5 separate regions of the Mus musculus genome follow, and regions 1, 2, 4 and 5 are each linked to region 3. Evidence: chromatin loops called from intact Hi-C (ENCODE). Cell type or tissue: left cerebral cortex. All regions are shown on one strand. Links, peaks and the distances in the headings refer to the core of each region. The heading gives the core; the rest is flanking DNA.

Region 1 (6,064 bases), core at 642-5,641, 340 kb after region 3:
CCGCTACTGGGGAGAAGTCATCCGTTTTGACAGAGCACACAGCTTTGAAAGAGACATACATGGTGTGATGAAGGAGGAAAAGGACACCCTTTTAGCCAGATGAGACCAGCCATATTAGTACTGGAGATCAACTGTTGAACAGCTCACCTCACATTCAAAAGTAAACAATCACGTTCCTTGTTTTTATCTAAAGGTGTTAAATGTCTACACAAAACCACTACTTTAATGGTAGAGGAACTTTATTCTTTTTTCTAAAATTTTTTAATTATTTATTTATGTATATATAAGTACACTGCAGCTGTCCTCAGACACACCAGAGGAGGGCATGAGATTCCATTACAGATGGTTGTGAGCCACCATGCGGTTGCTGGGAATTGAACTTGGGACCTACGAAGAACAGCCAAAAGTGCTCTTAACTGCTGAGCCATCTCTCCAGCCTGAGTAGCTTTACTCTTAATTACCAAGTGTTTAACCTTCCTACTGTGCTTCCTCTCCTCATTTTACAATGAAAAGCTCTAGCCTGGCCTGGTGGTGCACACCATTAATCCCAGCACTCAGGAGGCAGTGGCAGATAGATCTGTATCCTGGTCTATAGAGTAAGTTCCAGGACAGCCAGGGCTACAAGGAGAAAGCATGTCTTTGAAAAAAAACAAAACAAAACAAAACAAAACAAAAAAAAAAAAAAAACAACTTTAAAACTCCGAAGTCAGGCAGGAATGTTGGCAGGTGCTTGTAATTCCAACACTCAGGATGTTCAAGGTCAGCCTGTTACAACATTGAGAACAGGCAGGGCAACTGTTTCAGAAAAAGTAAAATTGGAAAAGCAGGGAGAGGGTAAGATCATGCAGCATTCATGTATGAAATCACCAGTGAAGCAAGAGTTCCAAGTCGCCGGGCGGTGGTGGTGCACGCCTTTAGTCCCAGCACTTGGGAGGCAGAGGCAGGCGAATTTCTGAGTTCAGGGCCAGCCTGGTCTACAGAGTGGGTTCCAGGACAGCCAAGGCTACACAGAGAAACCCTGTCTCGAAAAAAACAAACAACAAAAAAAGAGTTCCAAGTCAGCCTGGGCTGCCTGAGGCTCTACTGCATGTGGTAGCAGGTAGCATACACCTTTAATACTAATACCCATGAGGCACAGGCAGGTGGACCCGAGTTCTAAGTCAGCCTGCAATACTCAATGAGGTCTCCAACCTTCCCATCCCAATACAGACCTGAGCCAGGAATGGTTGTAAGCCTATAATCCAGCACTGTGAAGCAGGACTGCCGCTAATTCAAGGCCTGCCAGGAACGTATTTTAATACTTTCTCAAAAGAATTACAAATTTCAGAGCAGCCTAGACAAAAGTGATATCCTACCTTAAAAAAGCTCTGTTCTTAGATGATGATTTTATACTAAAATACTATCCTAGTTATTAGTCATCTCTGGGTTTATCCATCTTCACTTTGCAAAATACTCCACAGCAAGTCGAGTATTAAACCTTTGCTTCTTTTTCCTAATAAAAACTCTACTTATCCCAGGTCATTTTCTTTTATGCCAACTGCCAATTTGATACTTTCTGGGCCTTATCAATTTGCAAAATCAAAGGGGCTGGAGAGACAACTATGAGAGGACCCAGGCTGGGCTCCCAGTATTATCAGGTGGCTCACAATCACCTGTAACATGTTCCAGAGATCTAATGTTCTCTTCTCTGAGCACCTGCACTACATATGCAATGCATATATTATACCTTAAAAAGAAAGCTAATCACTTAATATAGTTGTTCAAAGCCTGATGGGGGAGCTATGCTTCCCTCATTCTATACAAGGATAAAAAGGTGGGTTTTTGTTGTTGAAGAGTCCCAGTCTCAAAATGGCAACCAACAGATTGGGAAAAGACTTTTACCAATCCTACATCTGAGAGAGGGCTAATATTCAATATATACAAAGAACTCAAGAAGTTAGACTCCAGAGGAACAAATTACCCTATTAAAAAAATGGGGTACAAAGTTAAACAAAGAGTTCTCAATTGAGGAATACTGAATGGCTGAGAAGCACCTAAAGAAATGTTCAACATCCTTAGTCATCAGGGAAATACAAATCAAAACAACCCTGAGATTCTACCTCACACCAGTCAGAATGGCTAAGATCAAAAACTCAGGTGACAGCAGATGCTTGTGAGAATGTGGAGAAAGAGAAACACTCCTCCATTGCTGGTGGGATTGCAAGCTGGTACAATCACTCTGGAAATCAGTCTGGAGGTTCCTCAGAAAATTGGACATAGTACTACCGGAGGACCCAGCTATACCACTCCTGGGCATATACCCAGAAGATGCTCCAACATATATTACAAGGACACATATTTATAATAGTCAGAAGCTGGAAAGAACCCAGATGTCCTTCAACAGAGGAATGGATACAGAAAAGGTGGTAAATTTACATAATGGAGTACTACTCAGCTATTAAAAACAACTTCATGAAATTCTTAGGCAAAAGGCTGGAATTAGTATCATCCTGAGTGAGGTAGCCCAGTCACAAAAGAACACACACAGTATGCACTCACTCATAAGTGGTTGTGAGCCTAAAAACTCAGAATACCCAAGCTACAATTCACAGACCACATGAAGCTCAAGAAGAAAGACCAAAGCATGGGTGATTCAGTCCTTAGAAGGGGGAACAAAATACTCACAGGAGGAAATATGGAGACAAAGTGTGAAGCAGAGACTGAAGGAAAGGCCAGAGACTGCCCCACCTGGGATTCCATCCCATATACAGTCACCAAACCCAGACACTATTGTACATGCCAAGAAGTGCTTGCTGACAGGAGCCTGATATAGGTGTCTCCTGAGAGGCTCTGCCAGTGCCTAGCAAATAGAGAGGTGGATGCTCACAGCCAACCATTGGACTGAGCACGGAGTTAGAGAAAGGACTGAAGGAGCTGAAGGGGTTTGCAACCCATAGGAAGAACATCAACCAACTAGACACCTCAGAGCTCCCAGGAAGTAAACCACCAAGAGTACACATGGAGGGACCCATGGCATATGTAACAGAGAATGGCCTTCTCGGACACCAATGGGAGAGGCCCTTGGTTCTGCGAAGGCTCAATGCCCCAGTGTAGGGGAATGCCAGGGTAGGGAGGCAGGAGTGGGTGAGCACCCTCATAGAAGCAGGAGGGAGGATGGGATGGGGGTTTCCGGAGGGTTAATTGGGAAGTCCCAGTCTCAGGCTGCTGAGCCAGGGAATGGTGGCTCCTGCCTTTAATCCCAACACTAACTAGGAGGCAGAGGCAGGCCAATCAGAGTTCAAGGCCAGCCTGTTCTACAGTGAGTTCCAAGACTACATAAACTCTGGTGGGGTTGGAGGTAGGTGTGGGTGGCATAAGGAGCCTCAGACTGTAGCCCACATTGCACTCTATCTCTAGATTCCTCCAGCCTCAGCCTCCAGAATGCCAATGGCTTATGTAGCCTAGAATGACCATAGGTTCCTGATCTTAATGGCTTCATTCCCCAAAGGCTAAAATGATTAATACATACATACATACATTCACAACAGGGCCTGGGCTATTTAAAACTAGTGTTAAAAAAGTATCAGCACTTTTCCTGTCTTGTCTAGCAGTGGTGGTCTCAACTACCAAAAAACTAAGTGTACTAAATGGACTGGATACCACCTAACAGGTGTCTGACTGACTACACAGCCCAAGCTCTTGTAAAAGCTTAACTGTTTACTAAGATGCTTTACTCCATTCTCATCCCTTTAGGTTATATATATCTAGAATGCTACTGCTAGCTAATCTTTAAAAGCTACATGGGTTGTTTTTTGATTCAGATATCATACTTCCAAAGACTGAATATCAGGATTATTTGTTCAATCTCTGCAGATTTATTGAACAAACTTAATTTTTGAATACAGAACAATTAAAGCTAACCAAGTGCAACAGATAAGTCTGCCAATTACACATAGCTTCATACCAACCACTTATTCAACCAGTCAAATTCTAAAAACAGAACCCAAATGACTTTCAACATACTAGTGACCACTCAGCCAAATAAATTTGGGGCAGACAACTTCGATGAAAAAGCCTAAAATAGACAAGGACAGATTCCTGTGCTATTGTTTTTACACCAAGGCTAAGAAATATAGTAAAAAGCTTGTCCAAAAAACGTTTGAAAATGACCATTACTGCCCTATTATGCATAATATATTTAAAGTCTGAGTAAGAACCTACTGGCTACACCATTCTAAGGTCTACCAGACACTACCAAAGGAGGAAAAACCCAAAACAAAAACATAACAATCCTTAGCTACATGAAATGCTAATATGTAAGGTTTACAAAACTGCTTTATCTTATTAACACTTTGCTTGACATCTCTTTATACCAGCTTGGCAAAATAGAACAATGTCAGTAACCAAGCTAACCAAGTGCAACAGATAAGTCTGCCAATTACACATAGCTTCATACAAAATCTAGCTCAGATATTAACAGGTTTTTGCACAGGATAAGGCAATCCATTCAAAAGAACAGAGGACTGGGGCTGGATAATTTTGCAAAGCTGGTTTACAAGGTTTTGTTCCAAATTCAGACAATTCCTCAAACATGCATTTTTTGGTATTAAATTGGTTGTTTGAAAGGAAAAAAGTACATTGAGCAGAATTAACCCAACTTAATAGCCTGAAAAACTACACTACTAAAATCTCAGCCGCTAGAAATCAGTTTCTACTGACATGTCAGTAACTCTGCTTATTTTCTGTCATGCACCAATTTGTAGGCTTATCAGTGGTCCCTCTAAGCTTGACAATTCCAAATTGTTAACACCAATTCTCAATTTAGAGATCTGACATGATGCACTCATGCTATTAAGGACTCAAAGATCATCTTACCCAAAGGTACAAGAGTAAAATGAAAATTTCAAAGTCCTTTCAGATCCTGGCCAGTGTTACGTATAGAACAGTTAATGATGTTTAACTAACACCATTAAACTTTGAATACAGGCCCATATAAATATGGCCAATAATTCTCTTGATTGTTACCTTGCCTGATGCTTACCCAATTGAAAAGTATTAATATTGAACACAAAAATCAAAACATCTAGTTAGAAACATTTTATTTAAACGTGTCAAATAAAAACCCACATTTTCAGACCATAAGATGTTAATACATTCAACAAAACAATATTTACTGCTGTGAATTTTACAGAGTAATAATCCAGATCCATTTTGATTAGATGGTTGATGATCCTTCCTAGGTTACACTTTACAGACATAACAAATCCCTTATAATAATGTAAACAAAATAACTTTTCCCTAACGGGTGAACTTGAGAACTTCAGTCCATTCTTTCTGGACTTGCACTTCTGTGTGGACTTCCTGATGGGGAACGACTAAAAAGAAAAACATTAAGTTTGGAACCAATTAGTGTAACGAAGCTTCTTGTGTACAAGTCAGAGCAATTCAGTATTTCAGTACATTCAAAGGGATCAAATACCTTCTACCAAAGATCTAACACACAAAAAATCATATATCCCCTTTTGAACTTGCTTGGTATTTTTCCTTAAAGACTCTTAATTATGTGTGTGGGACAAGTGGCTGGAGAGGCCAAAGATATCAGACCTCCACCTGACATAGGTGTTAGAATTATAGAATTTGCAACTATTTTCAAATTTCTTCATTGTATGCACATTTTCTCTTCAGCTATTATACATATGAGAGAGAAAAAATGTTCCTTAAGCATGCCATTGCTACAAGACACTCAAGACTAAAACACCTTACATTTTTCTAACACGCGTGGTTAAACTAAAATTTTAATAGGAAAATAAAAAGCCATCATTGAAAAATATATCCAATCTATACAGCACCAACTTTCCAAAGAGTTCAAAGACTAGAGTAGGCAGTTGTTCTCCAGGAGGCCACATTTTGACAAGATTTGGCAACAAAATGTTTAGCTTACCTTCTTTTAGGAGATGGAGATCTGGATTTTGATCGGCTGTTAAAACATGAGAAATTCTAGTAAGAAAAAGCACCAACCAATCTTCTTTTTAATCCTACAACCCCCCCAAATTACAATAAATTGCCATATTACAGCTAAAATTTC
Region 2 (6,064 bases), core at 411-5,410, 1.0 Mb before region 3:
TTAACTGCTGAGCTACCCTGCCAGCCCTGGATGGACATTAAAACGCTGTTGAACAGAGTCACAGCAATGCTAGGATACATATTGTGTGTGTGTGTGTGTGTGTGTGTGTGTGCGCACACACACACACACACGGAAGATGCATATATAAATAAGGAGGAGCAGGAATCCCTGATGTTTTACAAAAGTAGGCTCAGAAACATGGATATACTTCAGTGTCAAAGAGCTTGCCTTGTATGCTTGAACCCAGAGTCCTGGGTTCAATCCCTAATACCACAGAAAATAAACACAAACAAACAAGCCAGCAACAAAGGCAGACTTGGGGGTACAAGATTTGGGCTCTAATAGCAACTTCATATAAGTTCTGTGATGGGCGCGCTACTCGACTCTGCTATAGCAGAGTCTTCCTCATCGGTCTCAAAGGCGCCTGTGCTGACTAACTGGTCAACAATGCATATACACATCCCGTTTCAGGACATGCCTAACAAGTAGCATGTTAGTTGTTAATTATTATTACTACTCCTGCTTCAAGTGCTCCAATAGACTGGCGGCATCACTGCCAAATCACTGACCAGAGAGTGGATTCGCAAGGACAGGGGCGTAGGATTGACGGGGACACCCCTCCCCGCTCCCTCTTATTCTCATGTCTCTTCCCCAAACCTTTAATAGCCACAAGAATTAAAATGTGAGACAACTAAATATGCCTTGACAAACCACTGCTAATTGAGAATACCTCATGGTCCATAAATCCCTGATATAATCATGGCACTTAATCCAGTAATTAGGATTATTTTTTTAAGGTCAAATAGCTAAATTACAGCCATAAAACTAATATTTCTTTTTTTTCCAGTTTTTTTTTTTCTTTTTGAGACAGGGTTTCTCTGTGTAGCCCTGGCTGTCCTGGAACTCACTTTGTAGACCACGCTGTCCTCAAACTCAGAGATCTGCCTGCCTCTGCCTCCCAAGTGCTGGGATTAAAGGCGTGCGCCACCACTGCCGACAAAACTAATTATCACCATGAACTGATAATAAAGATATACAGTACAAAATGATAGTCATAACTAATCCCTCTTTCTTTGTGGGAATTTCTGGACTGGCAAGCCATGAACTCCACTTTGAGCTACTGCAGCCAGCGTGCTAGTTTATGCCTGCCACTTAACACAATGCTGCTGACACTGAGATACTTGAAGCAGCATGCGAGTCTTCCTCCAGTTGTGAATATAGGATAGATTACTCCTTAGCTATATCTAAGAAAGACCTCATTAATCCAAACACCCTTTCATTGATAGCTTTCATCTACCCTATGCACTGAAAAACTTTAAGTAAGCTATTAATTAAAATGCAAAAAAAGCCAAACTGAAAATTTATTTTGTTCATGCTATAAGACAATTAAGTGATTATTTCTATATATGGTATATCCTTATTTTTAAAGACCTCTTTTGGGCAATATAATTTGCCTCATTAGAAATTAGTGCCTACTTCTAATGGTGCTAAACCTAAACTGTCACACAGCTTGTACCTTGCCTGACTCTGGTCCTGAGTGCAGTATAATCTGCAAAGGCAGGAGCTTCGTGGGGTTCATTTAGAGCTTGCTGCTGCTCTCATGGCTCAGATACTTAGTGATACACAGAGATGGGGAAGAGCTCCTTTCTGACCAGGGTTTCTTTCCTGGGCTTCAGGTGAGGATAAAGTTCCAGTCTGAATGTCCTATAGCCCAGGAACATAACTACGTAGATGCAGTCACGTCTCCACAGGGAAACAGCTAAGAGAGGGGATATTGAGTGTTTCCAGCAGAGGTGGTTCGCTTTTGATGTGGTGAACAAACCAAATACCCTGATCTGAACATGACATGTTGTAATAAGCACTAAAATGTCACATTAGATCTCCAAATAAAAACAAGTTTATGGGTCAAATACAATTTTATCTAAAATATTATTTCTTTAAATTATGAATTATTGACTTTTCGCAATGTGTCCTATAAGCGGTTATAGTTATCTGTAACTATTACTTTCTACGTCTTCATATTAGGCCTATTAGAAAAGAGAAAGAAAAACAGGAAAAAATATATATTTACATAATAAGAGGCTTCAAGCAGGAAAATTTCATCAGATTATCCCACAAAAATAAAAATACACCAGTGCATTCTGGGAGACTTAAAAGCAGCACAGGCACTAGAAAAAACCCAAACCCAAACCTTACCCACGTGCCGCTCAGTTTTAAAGCTTTGTTTCAATGCAATTATATGCTGCTTTAATATTTTTTAAAAATCACTCAGTAAAACTGACATAAGGAGTTGGAACAATGGCTCAGAGGCCAAGAGCACTGGCTGCCCTCTGGGTCTGTGCCAGCACACACATGATGGTTCACAGGCATCTGTGACTCAGAAGTAGAGGTTTCTGAAGCCCCTCTCCTGACCACCACAGGCACCAGGCATGCACATGATACACATGAGAGGAAAATTACAAGTTTGAAGCTAGCCTGGGACACAGTGAGACCCCCCTCCCCCAACCCGAAACAGAAAGGAAGGGAGGAAGAGAGGCGGGAGGGAAAGAAGATAGGGAGAACTAAATTAAATGTCTAGGGTCAGCAGCAGCGCGTGTTACGACACCAGGTCTCACTTACCCACAGCTTTCATCTGCTTTCCGATTGCCTGGCAGATCTCCTTGGCAGCTGCTATCTGGGCTTTCTCACCTAACAGACTGCCCACGGTAGCTCTCAGCATGAAGGACACACATCGCCTGGAGTACACAGCGTCCACGTGTGTTTGTGTTGCTCGAGGATGGGAAACCAGATCAAGTACGTGGGACAAGAATGTGGCAAAGCTACGCTCCAGCCACTGGCCACCCAGAGTTGTCACAAAGACAACATAGGCCTAGGAAACACATTAAGACACAGCTTTAGGTACCTCTGGGTGGACGGAAAGCAGCACAGAAAACGACAGCCAAACAGCGATGGAAGCAAACACAACAAGTTAGACCTGAGATTAAACAGCAGAGATGAACTTCACATCTTTTTACGACTTCTACCAAAGGAATTACTGGTAGAATGTTTGAATGAGACAATTCTTTTCGTTTGTTTTTGTTCATTTGCAATCAGAGTCTCATGGAACCTTTGCTGGCCTGGAACTCACTATGTAGGCCAGGCTTGAACTCACAAAGAACTGCCTGCCTCTACTAGGATTAAAGGCACGTGCTATTATGCCTGGCTTGAATACAAAATTATTGAAAAGAGCCAGGCATTGTATTGCGTGCCTGCGATCTCAGCCTTCAGGGCAATCACCTCAAGTCCAAGGGCAGCCTGGGCAACAGAGTGAAAGACTCTATCTAAAAATCAAAGTCAAAACACCGTAAGAGTCTCGAGGACAAGCCACTCATGAAGAAGTAAAGAGACCGGGCTAAGGTGGACAGCAGAGCTAAACTCAGTCAGGATCAGCAAAGTAACAACTTATGGAATGGAAGTTACCATTGCAAATAGATACTAAGAGCTGCAGCATTCTTGCCAGAGTTCCTGAGATAAGCAGATGGCTTCCACTGTACATTTTGTGTCAGGGACAAGATACCTTCATGGTGACACTGACTAAGACCATGAGCCATGCAAACTTACTAGATGGTATCAGATCTGTAAATATTAGTTATTATTTTGAAATTATAAATCCAAGTCATATTTGATTTTATAATTCATTACAGATTAGTCACTGACAAATCCAATAAGAGGCATAAATCAATCAAATCACAAGGTCTATGGAATCTAAGTTAGTCTAAATGTCTAAACTAGTAATGTCTAAATTTAGTTCTAAACAAAACTGTCTTACTTTATTATTTTTTAAAGGATTATATTGTATCTAGTTTCACTTTTATTATTTCATGTTTATGTTTTTTTGAGTAAAGTCTCCATGATGGGACTTAGGCTGGCTTTGAACTAAAGATCCCCCTGTCTCAGCCTGTGGCCTACACTACCATGCTAGGCAAAGCCTACTTTATAACTTATTTGTTGTGAAATAAAATTTGAGAATATTTTTTAGATATTTATGTACATATAGTAAAAATAGACATTTATACATCAAGAATTTAACTCTCAGACCAGGATATAGCTCAGTGGTAGGGTATTTGCTTGCCTAGTATGTATAAGGCCCTAATATCAGTTCACAGTATTCCCCCCCCCCAAAAGAGACATAAGAAAAAAGGAGAATCTACCATTACTTATAAGTATGCGATGAGATTTGCAATCTGGATTTAATCCATTCATTGGTTAAAAATGTTTCAAAGAAAGCAGGCTGTTAAAATGTTCCGATTTGCTCTTACGACAGTCTCTCATGCAATGATCCAGACAGAGCCCACTCACGCATGTGCATTACAAACCTGTGTCACACCAACTCTCACTTCCCGATTAACAGACCCTCCAACTTTCAACATTTCTCCGCCACTCTTTAGGAAACCCGACCCTCCGCGCAGAAATCCCGTGGCCATGAGTTCTAAGACTTCATCGAAGGTTGCTCGCTTCACATTTTGCCGCATGACTTTAAGGAAGGAAAGTAAGGTTAAGAGCAAATGAATTTACGCAGCACGGAAGACTAATCTTTCCAATATTCTAGCTTAAATGTCCTAGGAATGATTTTAAGAGTACTATTATAAGGAAAAGGTCAGTGTCTTATCAGCAAAAGCTTGATTAATTTTTGAAGCAAAAAAAGCTACCTGAAAGGAGCTAGGATGTAACCACTCGATGCAAACAGTGGCATGATGGGGGTTATGCCTGCGCAGCACAGAAGAACACCAGACACCACTGCAGACATGCTGACAGCTCTTACCCCAACTGACGACACAAAGAACCTTTTCTTTTCTTTTTTTCTAAAGATTTCATTTAAAGTTTTACTTATGTCTAAGTGCATGTTTCTTCCTGTCTATAGGCCCTATGTGCAGAGGACAAAGGAAGGCATCGACTCCCTGGCACTAGAGTTAGATGGTTGGTTGTGAGCTGCCCAGTATCTGTGCTGGGGTAAGAAATCAGGTCCTTGGGAAGAGTAGCAAGTACTCTTAACTACTGAGCTATCTCTTCAGCCCCCACAAAAACCTGCAGTTACCAGTGTGTTAAACTCCAAGTATGGAGTTGCAGGTGACAGAATCTTTCACATACAGAAGTAAAGATGATCCCTAAAAGCTCTGTGGCGAGGCAGAGCCTGTGTTTACGTATACAGGATGTGGAACTGATGTGTCGGCTTTAGTTTCATACCTACACAACAGAACACTTTTTTAGAACACACATTACATAATCTCTATAAGCCTCGTTATAAATTAAAAAATATAAATTTATGAGTGAGAAAATTCCTCATTTCTAAATGATAATAACAATGATACTTACAGTTCATGGGGCTTTTTTGAGAGTTAAATAAATTATACAGTAGAGTTTTTACATGGCACATAAAAACATTACCTCACCAGCATCATACAATGAAAAGCATATCACTAAACTGAATCTCAAACAGCTAATAACGGTGAGGGCTGGGACATAAACCTATAACCCTCTCACATCTAATTATTTTCTACCCTGTAGAGTTCGGGTAAGGTGAGAGCAGCAGAGCTCAAGATAGTCAGCGCCTGCTACATTATTTCTTCCCACTGTTATGTGGCCTGGTCACAATCATCCCTGAAATGTCTGTGGAACAGGGAATCAAAAACAAAGGCACTATACAATTAGTGCTGCCCCCGATACTGACTAGTAATGTTCAAATGAGACTGAAGGTTAGCACTGTGGCATAAATGGAGGTCTACATACCAGAAACTGAAGGAAAGCAGCACATAAGATGCCAGACTCCTATAAGCATTACACAAACCATTTCATAAGTATGCCAATAATATGATCAGTGTTAACGTGTATACCATTATCACAAAAAAGAAAAGTATCAGGAGTGTCATTTAGGTTCTTTTGTTTGATGAAAAGGGAAGCTAACAATTTAAGTGCCTTTAAAGTGGCCTCCATGCGTAATAACTAATTTAGGAGAAAGCATTTTCTAAACCCTCGCATACCTACAATAGTTTAATGCAGGGTTAGCCAACGACAATACCTGTTGCCT
Region 3 (6,064 bases), core at 458-5,457:
TAAAATTTGCATAGGTTTCTTCGATTTCAGCTTCAAGCTGGTCCTGATAACGGCGGCAGAATTCATCTCCACCCATTTTTTTCACAGAACGAAACTGTTTGAGCGCCACTTCCTTGAGATCCAGGTGTTTTCGCTCCAAATCTGAAGGTGCAATGTACGGCTTATCACCACCGCATACCTGTATAAGCCAAATTACAAAGAGAGATTACATGCTAGAATACTTGAAAAGTGTTCCTTGCTCAAAGATTTTAGTCTCATAAATTAAACTACTTAACATGGCTCCTTACATCAACTGTCTGTGCTGGCTGGTCTTATGTCAACTTGACATAACATCAGGATGTAAGGCATTTTCTTAGTGACTGATGAGGGAGGGTCCAGCCCATTGTGGTCCTGTGTTCTTATAAGAAAGCAGGCTGAGCAAATCAGGGGAAAGCAAGCCAGTAAGCAGCACCCCTCCATGGCCTCTGCATCAGCTCCTGTCACCTGGTTCCTACCCTGTGTGACTTCCTGCAGTGATGAACTGTGACATGGAAGTGTGAGCCACATAACCCCTTCCCTCTTCCCCAACTGGCTTTTGCTCCTGGTATTTCATTGCATCAATAGAAACCCTAAGACACTGCGTCAATCGAGTAATTTTCCAATCGTGACTAAACTACCAAAACTGAAAATGCAGTTTTTACACTGCCCTCTCCGACTTCTCTTTACCCACGAGTAAACAGAAGCAGCACAACAGACTCTTAGCAAAAGAACAGATTAAAGAGCACGTGACACGGTAAGTACTTCAGAGACCAGCCGCTTAGTGAAGAAACTGCCCTGGACTCAAGCTACTATTACTTCCATCCCAAGCTGAAAATTCTGAATTGAAAGTCAGAAAACATACCCTACATGCTAGCCATGTAATTTATTTTCTAACAAATTATTCCAGCAGAGACCAAAAAAAAAAAAAAAAGACAATTACAGAATAATGTAGCATGACAATATGTAAGGAGTGCAAATTAGTTCAATTATTTTATGCTACTCTTATGTAGCATAAAGTTTAAACATTAGTTACCAACCTGCTCCATACTTTTACAATAGACATCTCTTGCTCCTGCTACTGCTGCCAGGTTATTAGCCTCAGCTGTTGCCTAAAAGATAAAATATATATATATACCCCATTACTGTGAAAAAAAATGACTATAAATTCCTATTAACATAATAAATTATATACAACAAATAACTATGGAAATGAACAGAAAAACTATCACTCCCTAGTTTTCCTTCCCTTTGGGTGTATCAGTATTTAAGGTATGACGCAGGCTTAATAGGATTCCCTGTCTGACTGGGATTTGTGCTAAAACAGATCTGCAGACAATACATCACCATGTGCTCAGGAAATGGACAGAGATAAACACATGTAATCCCAAAACGTGCTGAGTCCTGGGAATTAAGAATTCCTTGTATGAACAACCAGATTTACACCAAAGTCATTTCAAACACACAACTGTCTTTTGTTGCATAGCTTTAATATAATTACTATTAACCCACTATAAAACTGAGGAATTGCCCAAAGTGGTAAATTTTAGAATATAGGAAATGTATATCCAGAGGCAGCTTGTTACTAGTAAACGAAACTGATCCTTACTTCAAGCAATAGCCCTTCATGAAAGCACAAAAAGCATTTAGTTCAGAGAGGCCTGTATTAAACCATCTCATACAGAAAGCACTTGTGTTACACTGTAACCCTCTGAAGCCATGGTTTTCATTCTCCACCCCCAACACTGCCTTACTCTTACCTGAAGCATAGACTTTGGGTGTGGTAGTTCCTCTCCTTGATATATTTTAATGTATGCCTAAAAAGACACAAGATTCACTGTATTGGTGTACAATACAATTTGATACAATGTCCCCCCAAAGAATTATCATTAAACATAATAGTTCACACCACAAAAACGAAGTTCTAGGCCTTAAAACTCATACACTGTAAGTACAACAAAGTCAATTCTATCCTGAATATTAACACATAGGTATGTTGCCAAATAAAATCCTCTTCAGAAACTTTTTAAATTCCAACTTATCTAAAATTTTACTTCACATTTAAGTTTTATATGTAAAGTATCATCGATTAAATAAAAAGAAATCTTTCATTCTCTCCACTTTCAATGCTTCAAACAGATGTGAGAGAGCATGTTAAATCATCATTTAAACACTTGAACTCAAACCCTAACTTGCAGTCAGAGCAGGAGCCTGGGTCTTTAAAACATACATCAAGTTTCAAGGAACAAATGGCGAGGGCTGGGGTGGGGGTGAGGGGCAGGGAGTGTGGGTTTCATCCACACACACTCCACACAAAAAGGAAATCCACACACAGTAAAGGAGGAAGGAGGGACGAGGAAGAGGAAGACAAGTGCACAGCATCCAACACGAGGTTTTTGACCTCAACTTTCTATGGACTCAAACTTAATTCATAATTAAACAGTGACTCGTGAAAGTGCTGAGCACCTAACAGGGAGCAAAGCCCATTAGCGTCCCCAGCTGTGCTCTCCACCCACCTATCTCTTAGCTATTAGTACAACTCACTCTGTATCAACAACTTGTTCCAACAAGAAATGCTAAAACAGAGCAGGAAAACCTCCAGAAGTAACTGACCTAGACTCAAAACCCAGACACTTGTAGCTCCTATTAGTCCTGAGAACTCTGCAGGAAGACTCTGGGAGAGCCTGGGCTATAGAGCGACTCCAGGCATTGCTCACAAGGGCAGAGCCGTGCTACAACGTCGCGAATGGGTCTTCTCTCCACAACAGAGATGCAGAAAAGGAAGGAGATTCTGACAACAAGTAGTGTCACTGAGTAGAAGACACCATGTGCTGTCATCTTTTTAAAAAGATTTATCTGTTTCCGTGTGTGTGTGTGTGTGTGTGTGTGTGTGTGTGTGTACATCCCACGTGCAGGCACAGCCATCTGTGTTTATATGCACTCGAGTCTGGGCCCACCCTACGCTAGCTACCATGCAGAGACTAGGAGACACGTGTTCTCTCACGCTCTGACATCCCTTTTATTCATTGTCTTTCTCTAAACTTGGGGCTCTTATTTTCTCAGTGAGCTGGGAAGCAACCACCTATCCAACCCCCAACTGTCTCCTCCCTCTCAAGGGAGTCACAACTATGTGAGATACCAGCTTATTATTTGCTATCTAGGATGAAACTTGGGTCCTCAGGATTGTCCAAGTACTTTTAGCAACTGACCCTTCCATACCCTTAATGTTGAAAAATGTATATTGTTTTTTTGCTAGAAAGTAAATTTCTCATCCATAAAGGTGTGTTAAAAGTTAAACTACATTTCTTTTTGAGACAGACATTTAGCTTAGAGGTCACCTACCTTAAAATACTCTACAAGATCTCTACAAGTGACTTTCGATCCACTTATCTCTTTCTCAACAAGATTTTCAGGAGCAAGCAGCAATGGAACCAGATTTCGAAGCTCCCGTTTAAAGTCTTCATCGATATCTGATGGACATGAAGTTAGCCGCCATATTATTCCAAAACCAGAAACAAGTTCTCAATGACATAACTCATGAGGTTTTGTTTATGAAGAACACACAGTGAGGTGGATTCTATTAGTGAAGATTCTTTTTTCTAAAAAGTTCATCTCAATATGCCATGGCTCCTACAGGAGAGAAAATCCTACTACTCTTCTACCCCACTTCCCCGTCAGTCTTCCAGCTCAGATGATGAACTTTCAAAACACATTCTTGAGTAACTAAAGCACCTTTGTTTAAAAAGCAAGTCATACAGGGACCTATATTAAATTCTGGTGTTACGCTGTCTTTCTAGGTGTAGACAGTACAAATACATAAAATAAATCTTTAAACTTTTTTAAATAAAACAAAACGGTTAACCAGTATGCTATGATCAATCAGTATGCTAAAGAGTGACAAAGCAACCAAAGGCAAGCTAGAACCACCACAGGAGAACACTGCAACTCTCACACAGTTATCACTGGAATGAAAACGTAAGGAAACATTTACAGGCAAGTAAGGGACGCTGGGAGTGGGGAAAGTAGTCGCCCTCAAGGAGGACCAACCCAAGCAGTTGCTGGTCAGCCCTGAGACATATCTGAGTAGCATTATACAAACTGAGCAGTTACTGTTAGAAACAGGTATGTATATGCACATACATATGTATGCCAGAATAAGTAATGAAAAAAGAGGCCGTGAATTTGAAAGAGAGCAAGGCTTCAAGGAGGGAAGGAGAACTGTTCTAACTACATTTATAATAGCAAAGATAAAAACAAAATCCAATACAAACGTCCAAGTGCTACCTAGGAGCCTCAGCAAGCATGGACACCCACCTTTCAGTCGTCCATCAAAGCTAGGGTTGGTGGCGACTTTGAGGCCGGGGTGCGGGAGGAGGAAGCAGCCCAGGTTTGAGAAGCAGTTGTGGATGTGCTTCCTGACGTTCTGCAGCTCCTCGTGCTGGTTCTGCTTCACCTAAAAGGAGACAGAGGGAAGTTGTAAAAGGTTGGGTTTTTTTTTTTTTTAATTTTTAAAAAGGACACATATATACCATACCCACATACATACTGAAGCAAAAAAAAAAAAAAAAAAAAAAAAAAGCAGATTTTCCTAAGATGAAGACAGCCTCTGAGCAAAGTACAAAGTCCAATGAAGCGTTCCAGCGTAGGGGCTGGTGGCTCAGTGGTTATGAGCATAAACTATTCTAGCAGAGAAGCACTGTGGTTCCCAACAAACTGCCTGTAACTTCAACTCCAGGACATCCACACTCCGGCCTCCAAATGCACCTCTCTCACATGCACGTATCAACAGACACACAAACATACATGCTTTCAAGAGAACTCAGTGGAGCTGGAGAGATGGCTCAGGGGGTAAGAGTACTGACTGCTCTTCTGAAGGTCCTGAGTTCAAATCCCCACAACATATGGTAGCTCACTACCATCTGTAATGAGAGCTGACACCCTCTTCTGGTTTGTTTGAAGACAGCTACAGTGTACTTACATATAATAATAAATCAATCTTGGGGCCGGAGTGAGCAGAGGTCCTAAGTTCAATTCCCAGCACCACATGATGGCTCACAACCATCTGTACAGCTACAGTGTACTCATACATAACATAGATAAATAAATCTTTTTTAAAAAAGAGCTCAGTGTAGTCCAAACCAACAGAGCAGGAACTCCAGTGCTCTCAACCGTCTATTACTTATGCCAGTCACTGATCTTTGAGAAAGAAGACACTGCTATGTATTTTAAGAAGTCTTTAAAAACACCTTTACATTTTAAAATACATTTTATGTATTTCTTTTTGTGTGTGCGCGCATGTGCATGTAAGTGTGAGGATGGCATATGTGTGCTACACGCGGCACACATGCAGAGATCAACCTTCAACAATTGTCCTCTCCACCATATGGGTCCTGGGAGACGGACTACACTCACTGGGCTTAGAAGCAAGTTGTCTACCTGCTACACAATCTCATCAGCCAATGAAAGAAACTTAAAACTTAAAAAAAAAAATTTAAGTAATTACTAGCATGTCAACATTTAAAAAATATTTTTTTAAAAAGAATAATTACTAGCCTGTCTAGATTAGGAGGTTTTTTCAGACAGTCTCACTATGTAGCCGTAGCTCGCCTGGATGGAACCTTCCACGTAGGTCAGGCAGGCCTCCAACTCACGAGTGAGCCAGCTGCCTGTGCCTCCTGGTGATGGGATTAAAGGTGTGTTCAAGTGTCACTGTTCCACGCCTGCGTCCAGGGGTTAACTCATGCATTCTTCCAAGTGTTCTTCCACAGGCCATTCTAACAAACATTCACTGTTCATAACTAAGACCTCTAAACTACCTACATCTCCACTAAGACAATGTAGTTATTTATCAGTGTAATATGTACATAGTAAGAGTGAACTAATAAACTATATGCAACAATATAGTTTAATCTCAAGAACAAACTAGTGAACAAGTAAGACACAAAAGAATATATTCTGAGTAAGCACGGCGCTGCAAACTCTCCTCCCAGCATTAGGAAGGAGAGGCAGGTGGATCTCTGTGATCCTTTCTGTACTTTGTATGAAATAC
Region 4 (5,000 bases), core at 1-5,000, 180 kb after region 3:
GCATTTAAGCCTTTAGTACAACATGAATTCATGTATGTTCAAGTTAACATCAAGTTCTGAGGAAAAAAAAACCCTGAAATTGGTTTGAAGCTATGTAAATAATTGTATATATAATAAGACAGATTTTTTAAGTTGTAATACATTCCCACAGACTTTATGAAGAGTTATCTGAACACTGAAGAAAGGAGCACAGTTCCGGAAAGTACCGGACCCCTGAAGCGCTGCCACAGTTCTGAGTTACAGTGGGAGGGTGAGATTTAAAGTGCAGTAAGTGTCCTGTGGTTTCTGGTTTCTGGTTTGGTTTGGTTTTGTTTGAGTCAGGCTCCTGCTAAGTAACTGAAACAGCCTGAAATGCATGTCAGTAATCCTCCTGCCTCTCAGCCTTCCAAGGGCTAGCACTAGTACTACCCACCACACTCAGCTAAATTAGCTGCTTTGGCCTACCTTGTCACAACTGAGCTATTTTAGGTACTTGTATTAAAGTTACTTTGTGAGGTAAGGAAACACCAACCTAATTCCAAGTTCCCAAAAGATTGAGCTATACCGCAACAAAAGACCAATAAACATGTAGGCTTCCGGGAGGCAGACAAGATCCTAGAAACTTCTGGTTACCCAGTCTAGACAACTGGCAAGTTCTAGATTCAGTGTGCAATGCTCACTTTGGCAATGCATAGGCTAAAATTGGACACAAAGACTTAGCATGGCCCTTGCCCAAGGATGACACACAAATGCATGAAAATGAAATGTTCATGCTTTCTCTCTCTCCCTCCCCCTCTCCCTCTCTCCCTTTCTCTCTCTTCCTCCCCCTCTCCCTCTCTTTCTCTCTCCAGGGTTTTTCTGTATAGCCCCAGCTGTCCTGTAATTTAATTTGTAGACCTGGCTATGCTCAAATGCAGAGATCCACCTGCCTCTGCCTCCCAAGTGCTGAGATTAAAGGCGTGCACCACACCACTGGCAAAATGTTCATATTTTAAAAGCAAATTTAATGAATATACACAAGGTGGAGATCAACAGAGGAAACCATCCAACACCACCAACCTGTAGGCTCTACGTACACAAACCCAAACCAAACTAACAACAAAAAGCAGGATTTTAGAAAAATTCTCAAATGAGGCTGAACTATGAAATACTACATAAACGTAAAACACAAAGCGCAGCATTCTAACACTGCTTTCTTCAGTGCCCACCTTTGTGAAGGTCTCTTCTGTGACACACAGCGGAACATTGTAATAATGCAGCACACATGACGGTGGCTGGATTATATTCTTAGATGCTTGTCCAGCACTTGTAAAGCGATTATTTTTGCTCATTGCAAAATCTTTGTAGCTGCTCGTACCATCCTCTAGCTCAAATATTTGACTGGGAACAACTGAGTGCTGTTTAGACACACTGAAGATTAGAAAAGAAAAGCACAATATATCTTGTTAGACAAAAAGCAGCAGGTAGTCACAAATATTTCTATGAATTAACAAAAGAAGGTGCTATTTAAATTTGGTGCAGGCAACCATTTATCCAAGGGGATTGGTCCAGGAACCCCACCCTCCTGCCAAGGAAAATAAACAAACAAGAGACTCAAGTCTCTACCAAATGCTACAGCATGTACATTTAAACTATGCACAACCTTCTTCTTATTTACTCTCTTGGTTTTGGGCGCTTGTTTTTGTTTTTGAGAGAAGCAGGCCTGGAACTCACTATGTAACTGAGGAAGAGTTTGGCTTTCTGATCCTCCTGTCTCCAACTCCCAAGTGCTGGGATTACAGGTTATGCCATGATGCCTGATTTTATTGCCTTCTTTATAATGCAAATCACCTCTCTAAACATCTAATATATAACATAGTATAAATGCTAAATGTATAGATGTATATATTATTTAAGAAATACTATGTTTATGTTCTGTACAGATATATAATTTTTTCTCACAAACATTCTCTAATTATGGATGGTTGAATCAAGAGGTACAGAATACATCAACTGTATGCATTTTGGGTTATAATCAATCATGTCTATATTTTAAGTATCAATTAGAAATAAAATATATCAAATATATTCTCATCTTAAGGACTTATCTGTTTTAACATTGTTTTACAATAATGAAAGTAAAAACTAGGAGATTTTGGTTACTAGAGGGCTCAGTGGTTAAGCGTGCTTACTGCTATCGCAAAGGACCTGAGTTCAGTTCACAGCACCAAGACTGACTGGCTCACAACCACCTACATTTCCAGCTACAGGGAATGATGCCCTTTTCTGACGTTTTTGGGCACTTGCACTCATATATATAAACATATTTCTAATTTCTAAATAAAAAAATTCATTTAAAATTAGAACAATTGCATAACCTTAAAACTTGTTGCCAATAATAACAATATTAATATTGTTCCCTTCAGATATATGCTCAGTTACTACAAAATACTCTAAAGTTAACAAGAATCTCAAAACATTCTTTAACATTTATAACTTAGGACAAGTAATTACCAAACATTAAGTCTTTTCCCAAAGAGTTTGACATTATTAAGGTGGGTGACAGCTCTTTCCACAGCGTACTCGTCACCCATTTCTACGAGTGCTGTGCCAGGAATGGTCTTCATAAACTTTACCTGCAAACACAAAAAGGCCCCCAAAGATCATTTCTTAGAGTCTTAACCTTAATCCATCATTCACGAGATAGCCTTAACTCTTACCAAACTGAGTGAAGTTAAAGGGGAGACTGGACTGCAACTCGACTCGAAAGCACACTGAGCCCAGGTTTACTCCAAGGTTCTCTGTGTGCTCGAGAGGTAAAATCTACTTAACTCCTCTACTGCAGACTGTCGCTGTAAGATGAAGATAATGACAGGATTCCTAAGTATTCAGCCTACTTTGTCAATATTCATTCAACAAATATTTGACTGTCAGACAGGGGAAGCACTGTGCTAGGTACTACAGATTTTTGGTTTGTTTTGGTTTTATTTTTTTTAATTTTTTTTTATTTTTTTGAGACAGGGTTTCTCTGTGTAGCCCTGGCTGTCCTGGAACTCACTTTGTAAACCAGGCTGGCCTCGAACTCAGAAATCCGCCTGCCTCTGCCTCTCAAGTGCTGGGATTAAAGGTATGTGCCACCACTGCCCGGCTGGTACTACAGATTTATAACCTTTATGTTGCCTTTATATTGAAGTGAACAATTCAGAAAAGACAAGGCAATAAATAAATAAATAAATAAATAAATAAATGCCTAGAGATTGCATGGTAGTAGAAAGTGCAATGGTAGGTTCTTAGAACTATTAAAACAAGCAGTAAATAAGAAATTTTGCATACACTTTCCTTCTTACCTGTCAACATCAAGGGAACGCTGAGAATATATATAATCACAAATAAGTTCACCATTTCTTTATCTCCATCACTTCCAGGTTCTAAGGGACACCCTAGCACTCTACATCACACCTGAACAAAACTTGGTGTAAAAGAAAATTTCAGCTTTACTTGAGATCAGTGGCTTTGCTGTAGGCAACACTTTATCCCTTGATTTAATCTGTAATATCCTAAAAACTAATACTTATTATAATTATATAGTATATATAGTTATCTAAGTATAAGTTAATGTGGTTCTTGTATTTGTAAATCCCCTGCCCAGATAAACTGGAAAAGAGCCCTCGAGACAGCACAGGATTTGTCGTTCAGGTATGATTTCTAGCACCTACACAGCGGCTCACAACCATCCACAACTGCAGTTCTGGGGATCCAGTCTTTCTTCTGAACCCCACAGGCACCAGGCACACATAAGCCACAGTATATACACTTGCAGGCAAAACATCCATACTCAATTTTTAAAAAAATTAAATCACTGGAAAAGTTTAAGTATGAATAAAGGATTATGATGGTTTGAATTTTGTGCATCACAATCCATCACTAAAGAGTATTTGAAACTTGGGAGCTGAAGAGAAGGCTCAGCAGTTAAGAGCACCCACTCTCTGCTGCTCTTCTAGAGGACCAGGTTTAATCCCCAGCACCCACATGGTAGCACACAACCTTCTCTAACTCTAGTTCCAGAAGCCCTCTTCTGGCCTCCTTGGATACCAGGCATGCAGGTGGTGCATAGACATACATAGGGAAAACCCACACACATAAATAAAATACATAAAAGTTTAGAAAAGTACTAAAATTTTGAGGTAATATGAAATGAAACAGTAGAATTAGTCAAACAACATACCAAAAACTAAATCATGAGACATTCTTAACACCAAAGATAGATTAAACTTTCGGAATTTAGTGTCTGCCTACCCTTAGATCAAATACCTCTTTTTTTTCTTCTTCTTTCTCTTTTTAGTATAATGAAATGATGGAGATAACTCTTGTCTAGGACTCTCAAGAGCTGCTTATTAAGGCTTTAGAATTAATGAACTAAGAACTCGGAACACTAAGTTTTTAAGCCATGCTCCCACTCCCATACCAGTGACTCACAGATTTATACTTTCTTATCACTAGGGAAAGAACATTAAAATCACAAGAGAGGAAAAAAAACATTATACAATATTGAAACATTCTGTCAAAGTAGGTCAGTTTCAGATATTAACTGAGCTCAAATAAAAACACATTGTTCCTCATAAGATCATTGAAGTTGGCTCAACAGTTAGTACTTGCTGTTTTTACAAAGAACTTGGCAAAAAATCAAAAGCCAGACGGAGGTGGCGCACGCCTTTAATCCCAGCACTCGGGAGGCAGAAGCAGTCAGAGTTCGAGGCCAGCCTGGTCTACAGAGCGAGTTCCAGGACAGCCAGGGCTACACAGAGAAACCCTGTCTCGAAGAAACCAAACCAAACCACAACAACAAAACCCAGAACTGGGATTTAGTACCAGCACACACATATGTGGTTCACGTCATTCTTAACTCCAGTTTCAGGGGTTCCAGCACCCGCTTCTGTTTCCATCAGTGCACATGTGATGCACATGTGATGCACAGGCACACACGCGAGCAAAACACTTACACACATACAACAAAAATATAAAAAAATTAAATTCCTATCACT
Region 5 (5,000 bases), core at 1-5,000, 190 kb after region 3:
GCTGACTTCAAACTTCTCTTTCTTTGCCTGTTTCCCAAGTGCTGGGATTATAGGCATGTACCACCATATCTGGCTCTCCATAAAGGGCAAAGCAAACAAATAATTTTAATAAACTGTCAATTTGAGTCAAGCTTAAATCACTACAGAAACTATTTTATGTTTTTAAGCTGCAAGTCTAGCAAGAAAGCTACCTATCAATAATAAATTAGAAAAAATAAGAGTATTTTCCCTAAAAGCATAAATATAAATTTATTTTACTTTTCTTAATTATGTTTTATTCTTCAGATAGCTACCTTATATGTTTCTAAATAAATTATCTAACTAGAATTCCATTTAAAAAAAAGTTGGCTTTGTGTAAAATTCAAATCTACTAGAAGAATACACAATGTTAAATGTGTAAGTGTTTTGCTGGGTAGAATGGCACCCACCTTTAATCCAGCGTTCTGAAGGCAAGGGCCTGCAGATCTGAGTTCAAGGCTACCCTGGTCTACAGAATGAGTTCCAAGATAGTCAGGGCAACACAAAGAAACCCTGTCCTAAAGTGTGTGTCCCACTCCCCCCCAAAGAAAAAAAGAAAAGGAAGGAAGGGTGGGTAGACAGGTTGATAGGTAAGTCAGACGAAGCAAGTTTATATTGAAAATGTAGTGTTCAGTAACCGTTAGTGGTCAGAAGTGAGAGATTTCTCATCAACCATATGTCCTCTTGTTTGAGTTCCTAAGGATTTGGTTTCCAGTATTGGATCCAACTGCGTCAAGCATAAACCAAGCAAATTTCCATAAGTATCAAAAATGGGGGTCTAACAAAAATACATTTTATGAAACAAGCCTATTTACAATTGCATGCATAAGATGAAATGGTTTCCTGGAAACTGAGAGCAAAAGTAGTCAATCGTAGTATCTGTGTGAACACTGTGTCTCACTCTCCTTCCTTCGGCTAAGCACACGTACCGTCAAGCACTGCTCAAGGTATTCTGGACGGTGGTTTCTAGCTAACTTTACAGACACCCACCTAGGGTTTTTCTAATATGGAGTCCACTGTTAATACTGTAGCTGGAATGTAGCCAATACTGAAGCCCCCTTGTTTTTACAAGATTGACATTTTAATTTGTATATTTCAAAATTACCAGTTACTTAACAATTTATCAGTGAAACCTATGCTTGTGAAATTTAGCATTTATAGGCTACTGGTGGAAATGCATTTCAAATGAAATGCTCTTAATATTCAGATTTATCAAGTTTAGATATATTCTATCTTGAAAAGGACACGTTATTTTCACCTATATTTGAAATGTCAAATTTTCTGGTTACACAAATTAACATAAGTAAAAAAACCCTTTGTTACAAAATGTGACAACTTATAAACAACCACTTACAAAAATCAAACCACACAGAAAAACATCTTTTACATATAATGCACCTTTTCATTTTGTTAGACCCTCTGTTCATGTTCATAATTAGGGAAAAACAAAAACAATAACAAAGTAAACTTATATGCCACAATGTGTACTTTTTTGTGCTGAGGATCAAACACAGGGTGGATTCACACTAAGCGCGTGCTTCACACCACTGACCAGCTTATCCTCAGACAAACCACACCTTTCTACCCACAGATCTTTAACGTCTGTGTGAATTGGTTAAGCATTATCAATCCCCAAGGTGTGTAGATAAACTGACCCCTGGTTAAAAACCAATTAACAATTTAAAATCTAAGCTGAATACAGTTACATCAATGGGCAGTAAACTTTACAACATTACATAAAGTCTAGTTTTCATAAATAAAAACTCTACAACTGGAACCTTAAGGGAAATCCGATCAGTATACATACAACTTGAATAAATGGGCACAGTCTATCATGGTGTTCATCCCATGCAAGTCTGAAGTACTGTTAAATGTCGTCCTTTACAAACTTGGGCTGATGATGCATGTAGTATGCAGTCAAGGTGAATTGCAAGTCTGAGTTTTTCAGAGGGCTTTGCTGATGCCGGTGTTGTGCATGATGAAGTGTAGAGTCAGCCTGCCGGAGTCCTCTAGCCTTCTGAATGCCTCGTCCAGCTTGGGGGAAAAGTCCTTTCCATAGAGAAGCAGTGTGCAAGTTTGCAGTTTGTAAGGAATATTCTGAATCAGTTTCCTCTCCTCCAAAGAGAGAGAGCTGCTTGGAGAAATGCAAGTCCTTGAACTGCGGGCGTGCCTGTATGTGAGGGCTCCTTGTTGAACTAAATATAAATAAGCTCAGCAGGTACCAGTAGGGGGCACTAATGTCCAAGGTTAATTTCCAGCATTACACGGACTTTTGTAACAAAAGCATTCAACAAGATTTTCATTTTAATTAACTAGCTCATCTCAGAAAAAAAAGAATGCGACTGCTTGTAAAGTTTCTCAGCAGATCTCAGTACATTCTAAAATTCGTAAAATACCTACCTCGTCTTCCCAAATAAGGTTTAGTGTAGTCCCAACTGTCATTGTCATTCCTAATAACATTTAGACGAGTTGGCTGTGGAAAGTGAAGATAAGTAAGTTTAAATTGAATACCCAAGTATAAATATTCCTTTGGTAGACTGTCGAAAGAAATGCTTACCCTTGCATATTCAATTTTTAGTGTGCAACATCCGGCATATATATCAGCTCCATTGAGTGCTGCTTTAGCCTTCTGGGCGCAAAGGACTGACTCAAACGTAAGGCTTCATTAAGGAAATGTGGCTGAAGAATTCCTAAATTTAGTTGTGTTTCATTCCTAATGAACTAAAAAGATAACCCAACACTGTGTTTCTGAGAATGTTTTCCCAAATAAAATTTCTAAGTAAATCTTTATTTAATAAAGATTTAAAGATTGAGAATAACACAGAAAATATAACATGATCAACATGCCCACATTAACCCTTCCAAATCACTAGAAGGTCTATAAAGTAGAGAACGAAGGAGGTTCTATCCCCCAGTGAAGGGCAATCTATAACTATGAAACAGAAAATTATTTTACTCTTAAAGAACAGGGCCAAGGAAGTAACACAGTTGTCAGAGTGCTTGGACGAGCGCGTGGAGCCAATGGTCTCAACCCTCAGTACTTTAGGGGACTATTTTATGGTACAAAGTTATCAAAATAGTAAAATTCCCCTATAAGTACTAGAATTTCATCTTTTAAGCAGGGCACAGTGGTATACACTTTTTAAAAAAAAAAAATGTGGACCCTGTCAGGGTTGCCTCTTTTTCTTTTTTTTTAAATTCATAGATTTATTTGTTTTATGTATGTGAATACACTGTTGCTGTCTTCAGACACACCAGAAGAGGGCATCTGATCCCACTACAGATGGTTGTGAGCCACCATGTGGTTGCTGGGAATTGAACTCTGGAAGAGCAGTCAGTGCTCTTAACCACTGAGTCATGTCTCCAGCCCAGTGGTGCACACTTTTAATCTCAGTACTCAGAAATGGCCCATCTCTGAACTAATGGCCAGTCAGAGTTATACAAGATCCTAGCTCAAAATAAGACAACAAACTTAAGACTGCTCTAAGATGAAAATACAACACTTGCCTAAAAATGCTCAAGAAGAAAAAAAAAAAAGATATCAATATGAATTACAAACACTTCTATACATCAGTAACACATTTACAAATAAAGGATATTCAACCATTGCTTGTATCCCATTTCTCTTGAAGATAACAATACGCTGTACTTTTCCAACAGGGTTGCATACAGTATACAGAACATCCTATGAAGAAAAAAAAGTATATTTATTCATTTTTTATATTTAGAAAAACATTAAAATTATATTCCATTTTGTTTTATCTAAAAAGTAAAACTTACAAGACACCATTCCTCTTAATTACTAAGCTTTTTCAAAAGAGGATCGCATTTGCTTCTAATGCTGTGGCCCTTTGACACAGCTCCTCATGCTGTGGTGACTCCAACCATAACAGTGTTTCAGTGCTGCTTCATATCTGTGATTTTGCTACTGTTGAGAACCACAATGTAAATCTCTGATATGCGACCCTGTGAAAGGCCGAGAACCACTGGGCTAGATAGAGGCAGCTCAGACCCTGGCTGGGTTTCCAGCAACACAGCAGCCAACACCCATCTGTAGCTCCAGGTCTGGGGGATTTGTGCTGCTCTCTTATGGCTCAAGGGGACTACACACATTTGGTGAACAGACATACATGCAGGCAAAACACCCATACAGAAGAAATAAAAATAAATATTAAAAAAATTATCTAAGCATGTTGCTGCACATCTTAAATTCTAGCACTTGGGAAGCAAAGGCAGGGAGATCTCTTTAAGTTCCAGACCAAACTGGTCTACATAGCAAGCTTCAGGCCAGCCAGGGCTACATAATGAAAATGTGTCTCAAAACAAAGGAAAACAACAAAACCAAAAACTAGTTGGCAGATAAGAAGTCTACAGGCAAGTTGTCATAGAGGCAGTTTGTTCTACTGAATGAGATACATACCACCGTAATTGGGTAAAGAGGATTCTGAATAGAGAGCAAGAGCACTTTGTTGCCCCCTGATGGATCGTCGGTATTTCCTGGCCGAGTGATTCTTTTACTTGTAGAATAGTTGAAGAAAGCCTGCTGGCCAGCAATGTACACAGGCACATCTGCAGCAAATGTCACACATTCTTTGGCACTATCTATATTTTCAAACTCCACGAGAGCCTGTCGTTTAAATGGCATCATCATCACATAGCTGAAAAAAAAAAGAAATATCAAAACACAACATCATTCTCCGTCAAGTAAAGCAGGTTTTAATCTCCTCGAATGAAGGCTTACTTATCTCACACCCGACTCAATCAAGCCCAATCCCATTTCCAATCACTAATACCCCTCCTGCAAAGCAATTAGAAAACATCGAGACACAGAAACTAAAATAAAACTCCAGAGCCAGCAAGCAAAACCCATAGTTAAACAGCAGGAACTAGCTGGGTATGGGAGCACAGCTGTAATCTCAGCCCTTCAAAATGAAGGCAGAAGGGGACTTCAAGTTCACAGCCAGTCAGTCTCAAAATAGAAA

The links. Hi-C counts contacts between places; a loop is a spot of excess contacts. Peaks named below come from ENCODE experiments on the same cell type or tissue, not always from the same donor. Only the 100,000 strongest peaks of a DNase experiment are listed, where the experiment ranks them.
Region 1: it touches region 3 in a loop (11-fold over the local background); 22 of 42 quality-filtered maps call a loop at or near these places.
Region 2: a loop joins it to region 3, with 5 times the contacts of the local background. A loop is called at or near these places in 2 of 42 quality-filtered maps.
Region 4: it touches region 3 in a loop (3-fold over the local background); 3 of 42 quality-filtered maps call a loop at or near these places.
Region 5: a loop joins it to region 3, with 2.8 times the contacts of the local background. A loop is called at or near these places in 2 of 42 quality-filtered maps.

The regions. Positions count from the first base shown.
Region 1 is chr17:80,196,249-80,202,312 of GRCm38, forward strand. It overlaps Srsf7 (serine and arginine-rich splicing factor 7), which reads right to left. Exons shown (of 8, transcript NM_146083.2): 7 at 5,921-5,956; 8 at 3,832-5,354. The coding sequence ends at 5,300. Among named protein-coding and RNA genes, the nearest start is that of Gm51284, 4.3 kb to the left of the region's middle. In left cerebral cortex, for the core only: no CTCF peak of the experiment used is centred there; no DNase peak of the experiment used is centred there.
Region 2 is chr17:78,821,877-78,827,940 of GRCm38, forward strand. Heatr5b (HEAT repeat containing 5B) reads right to left here. Exons shown (of 36, transcript NM_001081179.1): 6 at 6,056-6,064; 7 at 4,356-4,513; 8 at 2,620-2,869. Among named protein-coding and RNA genes, the nearest start is that of Heatr5b, 10 kb to the right of the region's middle. In left cerebral cortex, for the core only: no CTCF peak of the experiment used is centred there; no DNase peak of the experiment used is centred there.
Region 3 is chr17:79,852,779-79,858,842 of GRCm38, forward strand. Atl2 (atlastin GTPase 2) reads right to left here. Exons shown (of 13, transcript NM_019717.3): 8 at 4,330-4,468; 9 at 3,358-3,485; 10 at 1,776-1,832; 11 at 1,056-1,127; 12 at 1-178. Among named protein-coding and RNA genes, the nearest start is that of Atl2, 40 kb to the right of the region's middle. In left cerebral cortex, for the core only: no CTCF peak of the experiment used is centred there; a DNase peak (open chromatin) is centred at 2,963.
Region 4 is chr17:80,032,859-80,037,858 of GRCm38, forward strand. It overlaps Hnrnpll (heterogeneous nuclear ribonucleoprotein L-like), which reads right to left. Exons shown (of 13, transcript NM_144802.4): 9 at 2,473-2,594; 10 at 1,188-1,389. Gm22215 (a small nuclear RNA gene) reads left to right here and starts at 649; the gene lies at 649-751. In left cerebral cortex, for the core only: no CTCF peak of the experiment used is centred there; no DNase peak of the experiment used is centred there.
Region 5 is chr17:80,046,190-80,051,189 of GRCm38, forward strand. Hnrnpll (heterogeneous nuclear ribonucleoprotein L-like) reads right to left here. Exons shown (of 13, transcript NM_144802.4): 3 at 4,439-4,676; 4 at 3,618-3,703; 5 at 2,576-2,672; 6 at 2,419-2,491. Among named protein-coding and RNA genes, the nearest start is that of 4933407O12Rik, 14 kb to the right of the region's middle. In left cerebral cortex, for the core only: CTCF peaks have their summits at 2,241 (motif pointing right), 3,274 (motif pointing right) and 4,506 (motif pointing left); DNase peaks (open chromatin) are centred at 2,237 and 4,564.